Linked DNA regions of Homo sapiens: all the other regions are linked to region 3. The links are chromatin contacts, found by Hi-C in ENCODE. All regions are on one chromosome and are shown on one strand. Each heading gives the region's core, a stretch centred on a gene start or an enhancer-like site at or near the end of the contact. The rest is flanking DNA. Distances are from core to core; before and after follow the strand shown. Region 1 holds the start of ALOX5 (arachidonate 5-lipoxygenase). Region 2 overlaps ALOX5 (arachidonate 5-lipoxygenase). Region 3 holds the start of NCOA4 (nuclear receptor coactivator 4).

The links. A loop is a pair of places that touch in the nucleus more often than their neighbours do. Pooled maps may share reads with other maps.
Region 1: a loop to region 3 is called in a map of B cell, with 6 times the contacts of the local background. The contact joins the promoter of ALOX5 here to the promoter of NCOA4 in region 3. A Hi-C loop is called at or near these places in 1 of 168 maps with a recorded cell type or tissue (B cell), 14 of 37 single-sample maps with no recorded cell type and 7 of 50 pooled maps.
Region 2: a map of CD8-positive, alpha-beta T cell shows a loop between it and region 3 (5-fold over the local background). The contact joins the enhancer-like site here to the promoter of NCOA4 in region 3. A Hi-C loop is called at or near these places in 1 of 168 maps with a recorded cell type or tissue (CD8-positive, alpha-beta T cell), 7 of 37 single-sample maps with no recorded cell type and 10 of 50 pooled maps.

Annotation. Positions count from the first base shown.
Region 1 is chr10:45,372,945-45,375,644 of GRCh38, forward strand. It overlaps ALOX5 (arachidonate 5-lipoxygenase), which reads left to right and starts at 1,272. Exons shown (of 14, transcript NM_000698.5): 1 at 1,272-1,485. The coding sequence starts at 1,336. RefSeq lists enhancers at 1,040-1,650, 1,651-2,259.
Region 2 is chr10:45,419,238-45,422,053 of GRCh38, forward strand. All of the region lies in intron 4 of ALOX5 (arachidonate 5-lipoxygenase), which reads left to right. Among named protein-coding and RNA genes, the nearest start is that of ALOX5, 46 kb to the left of the region's middle. RefSeq lists enhancers at 1-395, 396-1,087, 1,116-1,617. Within about 2 kb of position 1,399, at least 33 of the 41 ENCODE cell types and tissues checked have a DNase peak (open chromatin) inside an H3K27ac peak, as active enhancers do; they include CD8-positive, alpha-beta T cell, where a contact is called at or near this core.
Region 3 is chr10:46,029,327-46,032,026 of GRCh38, forward strand. It overlaps NCOA4 (nuclear receptor coactivator 4), which reads right to left and starts at 1,297. Exons shown (of 10, transcript NM_001145263.2): 1 at 1,200-1,297. LOC105378287 (a long non-coding RNA gene) reads left to right here and starts at 1,449. Exons shown (of 3, transcript XR_945923.4): 1 at 1,449-1,541. RefSeq lists a silencer at 823-912 and an enhancer at 1,273-1,342.

The DNA.
Region 1 (2,700 bases), core at 22-2,521, 660 kb before region 3:
AGAAAGTGAAAACACAACCCGCAGAAGCAATAAAAATGTCTGTAAGTCATGTATCCGATTAGAGACTTCTATCCAGGATATATAAATAATGCAATTCAATGATAAAAAAGATAAATAGCCCAGTTTTCCAAAGAGTCAAGCATCTGAATATACATCTCTCCAAAAATATACAGATATCCAACAAGCATGTGAAAAGATGTTCAAAGCCATTTGCCAGGTGCACAAACCCAAGACAGTATGAGGAGATGCTACAGGGACTCTGCTGCTTCACAGACATGAAGCGTTGGTGAGAATGTAGGCAGCCGCCTTTGGGGACTTCACATCCCCGCCGCCCCACGCACGGTGAGCTAGTGTTTAAACTTAGCCGAGATCAATACACGCGACTGTGTGCCCGTCAGACCCTGCGCTGCCGGCGGGGCTGGGAGAGGCGGGCGCCAGGAGTGGGCGGGAACCTGGGGGTCAGGCCCCAGCCGCGGGAAGCCGCCCAGGAGCGCGCGAAACCTTCTCCACACCCTTCCAGGCATTTGCCCGCCGCGATTCAGAGAGCCGACCCGTGACCCCTGGCCTCCCCTAGACAGCCCCGCATGTCCAGATGTGCCGTCCCGCCTGCCTCCCGCGACCACTGGCCATCTCTGGGCCTGGGCGCGGTCTCGGCGCCCGCCTGCCCCCGCCAGGAGCCGCAGGTCCAGCCAGTGAAGAAGCCCGCGCTGAAGGAGCCTCTGTGCTCCAGAATCCATCCTCAGTATCAGCGCTGGGGTGGCCTCCTCCAGGAAGCCCTTCTGATTCTCTCATGGGTCGCTCTTCCTCTGCAGACTCCCGGAGCACCCCTGCTCCAAGTACCGCAAGTGGCACTGAGAACTTGGGGAGAGCAGAGGCTGTGCCTAGATTTGTAGGGAGTCCCCGCAGCTCCACCCCAGGGCCTACAGGAGCCTGGCCTTGGGCGAAGCCGAGGCAGGCAGGCAGGGCAAAGGGTGGAAGCAATTCAGGAGAGAACGAGTGAACGAATGGATGAGGGGTGGCAGCCGAGGTTGCCCCAGTCCCCTGGCTGCAGGAACAGACACCTCGCTGAGGAGAGACCCAGGAGCGAGGCCCCTGCCCCGCCCGAGGCGAGGTCCCGCCCAGTCGGCGCCGCGTGAAGAGTGGGAGAGAAGTACTGCGGGGGCGGGGGCGGGGGCGGGGGCGGGGGCGGGGGCAGCCGGGAGCCTGGAGCCAGACCGGGGCGGGGCCGGGACCGGGGCCAGGGACCAGTGGTGGGAGGAGGCTGCGGCGCTAGATGCGGACACCTGGACCGCCGCGCCGAGGCTCCCGGCGCTCGCTGCTCCCGCGGCCCGCGCCATGCCCTCCTACACGGTCACCGTGGCCACTGGCAGCCAGTGGTTCGCCGGCACTGACGACTACATCTACCTCAGCCTCGTGGGCTCGGCGGGCTGCAGCGAGAAGCACCTGCTGGACAAGCCCTTCTACAACGACTTCGAGCGTGGCGCGGTGAGCGCGGGCGGGGCACGGGTGGAGCGCGGGCTGAGGTGCGTCCGGGACCCGGTTTGGACGGCAGAGGCCTGGGCGGGGGCGCCGAGGGCCCGTCGGGGCGGCCCGGACAGGACTGGGGGTGTCCAGGACCCTGTCAGGGAGGGCAGAACTGCGGTGGGGCGTGCCCTGGGCTCCCAGTGGCCGGTGGGTACCCTGGTGGGCAAGCGTCCAGGACCCCTCGCGGCGGCCGCGACCCCTGTCGGAAACGGAGACTTCCCGCGTGCCGCCTGCAAGGCGTCTTCCCTGGGAGGAGAAGGCCCAAGGTTTCCCCTCCACTTCAAGATCTGGGCTCCGAGGCTCCGGAGCCCCCTTCACTGGGCCGCGTTTCTTGTGCCACCTCTTCCTTAGGCTCCTTCTGCAGGTCGCACAGGGAGGGAGAGGCAGATGAGTCATGCTCACAGAACTCTGAGGGCACCTCGGAGCAGCCAGCTGTGAGCCGTGGGGAAGGGTGCACGTCAGCGGGTCCAGAGGCCTGAGTTCTGTCCAGACATGACCACCAGCTCACTCTACCGTCTGTCTGGGCCTCAGTTTCCCCAGCTGAAAATGGAGGGTTGGCTTCAGTCTGGTCCATGAGTCATGGGTGAGCCCAGGCCCATCTGGTGGCTCAGACGGCACCTGGGCAGCTTACATTCTCAGGACAGTCCCCAGAGGAAATTAAAGGGAAGGAACAGAACCCAGGCCAGGAGAGGCTTTTCCTAAATGGAGGGGCTGCACTCCCTCCCAGCAGAATGTACACCAGGGAACACTTCCACGCTAGGTGTGAGGACGCGAGGGAGCCCTCAGCATTTGGAAGCTAGTTCCTAATGCTGATCTGGACCTGAATTCCAGCCCCACGACTCTTTTCCATGAGCATGGGCAGGTCGCAGTTCTCACTGAGCCTTTAATGAAGTGCCTAATCCAGTACCTGGCACAGAGGAAGCGCTCCGTAAATGACTGGTAATAGTCCCAGACATACTGCAGGTGCGCAGGGAATATCAGTTCCCTTCCACCCCACCCCAGCTCCTAACTGGACCAAAAAGATTTAGACTTTACCAAGCTGCCTTCTCACCATTTAGTTTATTATTTGATCAAACCTTGTGAAATTGCTCATAATGGACAAATACAACCGGCAAGTTCATGTTTCAACTGATTACTCTTGGATAAAATTTGTGTTTTAGGTGTGCAGAGCCTAAA
Region 2 (2,816 bases), core at 149-2,648, 610 kb before region 3:
GGCGAGCGCAGGCGGGCGGAGAGCAGACCACGCGGAAGAGGCCGAGAGAGAAAGCGGGGCACCCGGCCGGGGGGGTCATTTACAAGGGACGCTGGGCACGAAGGAGGCTGGGGCGAAGATGAGTCCAGGGGTTGGGTTGAGAGCGCTGCGCAGCCGGGCTGAGAAGAGAAGCTGACGAGTGACTCCCGACAAGGGACGGGGGAGAGGGAACCTGGGGGCAGGCAGAGGCCTAGGGGGTGGGCTCTGAGGGCAGCCACTCCCACCGGCCCTCCCCCAGCCCCGCAGGCCAGCCACATGCCCCGTGCTCCAGACGACCCAGCTACATGGATGGCAGCGTCCTGAAGGGGGATGATCGGTAGGGAGTGGGTGCGGAGGCTCACGCCTGTAATCCCAGTGTTCGGGGATTCCCGAGCGGGAGGATCGCTTGAGCCGGGGAGGTGGAAGCTGCAGTGATCTGCGCCACTGAACTCCCGCCTGGGCGGCAGAGTGAGACCCTGTTTCAAAAGGCACCAGGGGTGTAGGGAAGGAGCGATATCCCCCAGGCAAGGAAGGCTGCGGAGGGGCCAGGCCAGGAGAGAAGGGCCCTGAGCTCAGTGGACGGGCAGGGTGCCTGTGGAGGAAGGGAGGGACGTAGCAGCAGGAGGAAGGGTGAGGACCCAGGCTGGGGATCGGGAGAAGTGATGGCGGAGGAAAGAGAGGCCGGAAGAGGAGGGGGCCTGCTGGCCTGGCACTGGAAAGCAAAGCGTGGGTTTGTATATGGGAAGAAGACCACATCCCCTCTTATCGTCATCCCAACTCAGAAACCATTTGGCCCCAAGTCACCAAAGCACTCATAGGAACCACTTTTCCTGTGACACAAGTAGGATTCTCCCACTTTTAACTTCCCAAATGCTACCCGAAAGCCTCTGAAATCCTTGGAAATTTAAAAAATAATCCCCTTCTATTAACTGATGCCTATAAAACATATTGACTTTCATTAAATTTTGTTATGAAATCAGGGATGTGTCCCATTGTAAAATAAATTTGTTTGGAAAATGTAGGGTGGTATCCCATCTAAAAATCAGACGAGGCTAGAAAATTTCAATTTTATTTGCTAAGGTAGCATCATGTTGTTAAAAATGCATCATAAAATAAGACCAAGAGTTAATACAAAGCATGAAGTCATGTTTCCCTCAAAAAAATGATTTGTTCTGTAGTCAAATTAATTTGGAAAACATTGCAAACTCTTCAGCAGTGGTTCTCAAAGTATAGCTTGCGTCAGAATCCCCTGGGGCCCTTGCTAAAATCTGGATGGCTACACTCCCCGCCTAGAGTGGGTTAAACTCAGTGCCCACTGGCAGGAAACTGAAACTTGGCTGAAGTCACCGAGGAGGCCTTCCCCGTTAAACCTCTGGCTGGCGACAGCTTGGTTTCCTCGCCGCTGCTTCTGAGTAATTCTGGCACGCAGTTCCTCCTAGCCACCTGCTGTACCTGGAAGGGGGCCAGCCCTCCTCAGCAGGCTTTGCTCCTGCCCTGCACAGCACAACTGTGGCGTAAAAAATGGAAAAGCTGGTAGCAGAAGGAAAGAGCAGGGAGACAGAGGTTAGGTGAACCTCAATGGCCTCATTAAAGCAAATTGAGAAAGAGAGTTTCCTTCCCAGTGAGGCGGGACAGTGCAGAAATGCGGCCCGTCCTGGGAGAAGTAGGGGCGAGGGGTGGGGGGCTCACCGGGCACATGGCCAACAGCTGGTGCCCAGCCTGGGCCACAGTTTGGCACAGGAGAAAGCTGAAGATGCAGGAGAAAGCTAGGTCACTGCCCCTAGGCCAGGTGATCAAGGTGGCTGTTACCTGCCTGTGTGGCCTTGAAAAAGCCTGGTGCCCTCTCTGGCTTGCAGGGTCCTTCTTTTTACAAAAGCGGGTCTTCGAAGCCCTGAATATTCCAGTTATCTGTAAGGATATAGAAATATTTTGCCTCTAGATGACATGTAAATATGTTCCTCCTAACTCCACTTCTTCCTACATCTGTGGCTTCTTCTGAGAACTACCAGACCCACCCTGTTTTCAGAGTAAACCTCCTGTTTTGAGGTCAAACAGACCCAGCTGGGTAATTGGTGACTCACTCCTGGTTCCTCCAAAGAACAGGGGCAAGGGACCACCCGGGACCTCAGGTGCCCCAGCACAGGACCTCTTTCTGGGGCACCCTCTGGCACTGGGCCATCTTCAGGCCCTACAGGGCTCTCGGGGCCTGCGTAGGCCTCTCATCTCCCAGAAATAAGTTCTTTTCCCCACCCAGACTGACACCAGATGCTACAGTGAGGTTTACCCCTCCAGCTTGACAAGCATTCCTAGCCCAGAACACTCAGCTGACGAGGGGTGCTGGGGGAGGAAGGAGGCAGCAAGGCTGAAAGAAGCTTCTCTGGGTATTCCAGTGCCTGGCTGCTGGTCGTAGCCATGGTGAGACCACAGCAGCCTCCCTGGAAGCAAGCACCTGTGTAAAAGCCCCTCCTTCCCCACAAGGGGCTGGATCCAAGTGAAGAAGGTACCAGAAGGACTGGAAGATGATGCTGGTATTATTCGACAGCTCCAGGGTGCTGTAGCACTGAGCACCTACTGTATGCAGCCCATCACAAAGCCAGCCACACTGCCCAGGCTGTGCCATGGCAACTTCCAGCAGTACACCCTCTCGGTCACCTGCAGGCTCCTTGTTCATCCTGACACATGAGGAGAAAAAGACAGTACTCACAAAGGCCTCTAGCCTTGTGGCCCCAGGACCCTCTCCTGAGCATCATGGCCTCCTAGGAGACCCAGGGTAGCCAGGACAAAGGAGAGAAGCATTT
Region 3 (2,700 bases), core at 47-2,546:
CTCATTTACTTATCTGAACAAATCTGCAAGCTAGCAAATCTTCAAATGAGAAAACCAAGTAAATTGCCTAAGCCACTGCATCCTTAGGGTAAGTCTTTCTCAAACGGTCTCAAGTACTTTAAAGTTTGGAAATGTCACACTAGGATCTCGGTATAAAAATGGGCCAACTATGACTTCCTGTGCCATCCTCATTCCAATAAGTAACTCAAGAGTCTCTATAAACTTAGTTCCAAATTACCAAGTGCGTGGTGGAAAGCTAAGTCCATCCAAAAGGCAATTACTGTGGTGAACCCGACCCTGATTAGAAAGTGACACAAAAAGGCACAGTTAAAAGTAAAAAAGCTCTGCCTTTGGGGTCAGATAAATTCAGCACTCTGACTTCTGTCATTCTACTTCTGCCATTCTTGATGGCATCATTCCATGTTAAATCCCGTGCCACGTAAGATTATGATTATTGTTTTCCCCACAACAAGAATTTAGTTCCATGAGAATTAGGTGTCCATTTTTTTCATTGCTATCCTCAACATCCTGAACATACAGGCACCAAATAAATGATTGCTGGTGGAATGAACCAATGAATGAGCAAGCCTTACTCTTCTCAGCTGTAAAACAGAGATAATCAAGCTACTTTTCGGGATTATTGGGAGAATTAAATGTGACAGTATGTGTTTGGCACACAGAGGGCCAAAAAAACCCAATATCTTCTTTGCATTTCCACCTGACAAGCTAGAAATGGATTATGTTCTGTGCCCGTCCGGCAAAACAGACCTCGCCTCGCCCCACATCCAAGCAAGAGGCGAGAGAAACAGGAAACTTGGAGCTGTCACACCTAAAGAGAGGGGAAGGCCGGCGGGGAGCAGGAGGTGTCCGAGCCGGGTGTGAGGAGGGTCGGGGAGGAAAGGACAGGCCCACGGCCGGGCACGAGGAGGGTCGGGGAGGAAAAGACAAGCCCGGGCCCGGCGTGTGGCGGGAAGGCGAGAACGTAGGCCCGGGCCCGGCGTGTGGCCGGAAGGGGAGAAGACAGGCCCGGGCCCGGCGGGCAGGCAGGAAGAGGTGCCCGGGCCTGGCGTGTGGAGGGGAGGGAAGGGAAGGAGAAGGCAGACCGGTCCCGGTGTCGGTCGGGTCGGGAAGGGGCGGACAAGCCCGGGCCCAGCGGGCCAGCGGTCATCGAGCCTCCACCCGGCCCACAGCGTTCTTACCAGGTCCGAGTGCCTCTCCAGGCGATCCGAGGAGACCTTGGGTGGACTGAGACACGGCCCCACACTAACCTACGGCCCAAAGGCAGAGTTCTCGCGACAACACAATCTTCCTCCCACACCTCTCGCCATACGTCTGACAGTCTCGCGAGATCTCCGCTCGGGTCAGCCAGAAGCCCTTGACTGCCCTCTAGGAGGCGCAGAGCGCAGGCGCACACTCCCTCCCCGCCCTTGCAGTGTCCTTTAGTCCTTCGTGAATAAATCGAAATTAAATGAAGCAAATGCTTTTTTGAAGGCAAATTTGGTGCCAAGGACCATCCTAAGTGATTCAGATGGCCTCACAAGGTAGATATTATTTAGTTTGAACATTCAGATGCAAAAATGAATATCGTAAGACACAAAAGGCCATATGTTGTATGATTCCACCTTTGCCACATTTGTTTTTCTAAGGATTGAGTTAATAGGCCGGGAGCAGTGGCTCACGCCTGTAATCCCAGCACGTTGGGGGCCGAGGCGGGCGAATCACGAGGTCGGAAGATGGAGAGCATCCTGGCTAACACGGTGAAACTCCTTCTCTACTAAAAATACAAAAAAATTAGCCAGGCGTGGTGGCTCGCGCGTATAGCCTCAGCTATTCGGGAGGCTGAGGCAGAACTGCCTGAACCTGGGAGGCAGAGGTTGCAGTGAGCCGAGATCGCTCCACTGCACTCCAGCCCGGGCGACAGAGCAAGACTCCGTCTCAAAAAAAAAAAAAAAAAAAATTGAGTAAATAAATAAATGGCAGAACCCAGATTCTTTTTTTCTTTTCTTTTTTCTTTGAGACAGGGTCTGACTCTGTCGCTCAGGCGCAGTGGCGCAATCTCGGCTTGCTGTAACCTCTGCCTCCTGTGTTCAAGCGATTCTCCTGCCTCAACCTGCTGAGTAGCTGGGATTACAGACATGCGCCATGATGCCCGGTTTTTAAATTTTTTTGTAGAGACAGGGTCTTGCTGTGTTACCCAGACTGGTCTCAAAGTCCTGGGCACAAGCGATCCTCCCACCTGATCTAGGATTACAAGCATGAGCCACCACGTCCAGCCTACAGCCCAGATTATAACCCACATTATTTACTTGTGACTAGATGTTAAATAGCACTTCTTTCTGTCTCAGTTTTGACAGAGGTCCTCCATACTCAGTTGCCAACTGCTTCCCCACATTCCGCAGCAAAGGAGGTGATCATAGCAGGGTTTTATGGATCTCATCCAAGAGTGACTCTGCTACAAGGGGCAAGGCAACCTCATTAGAAAACAATAGGAGACATAGATTACGATGCAGAAGCTAAGATAACAGTCATAGGCTGTGAGTGGAAGGGGAGCTGTGGAGAGAGAAGCCCACAAAAGTCCCATGAGGAAGTCAGCCTAGAACATGACCTCAGGCAGAAGGAGCCCTTAACTCTCCTGTCCCCCATTCCCTCTCAATTCAGATGCAGCCCCTGGAATGAGACTTTGTGTAACTCAAAATGTAA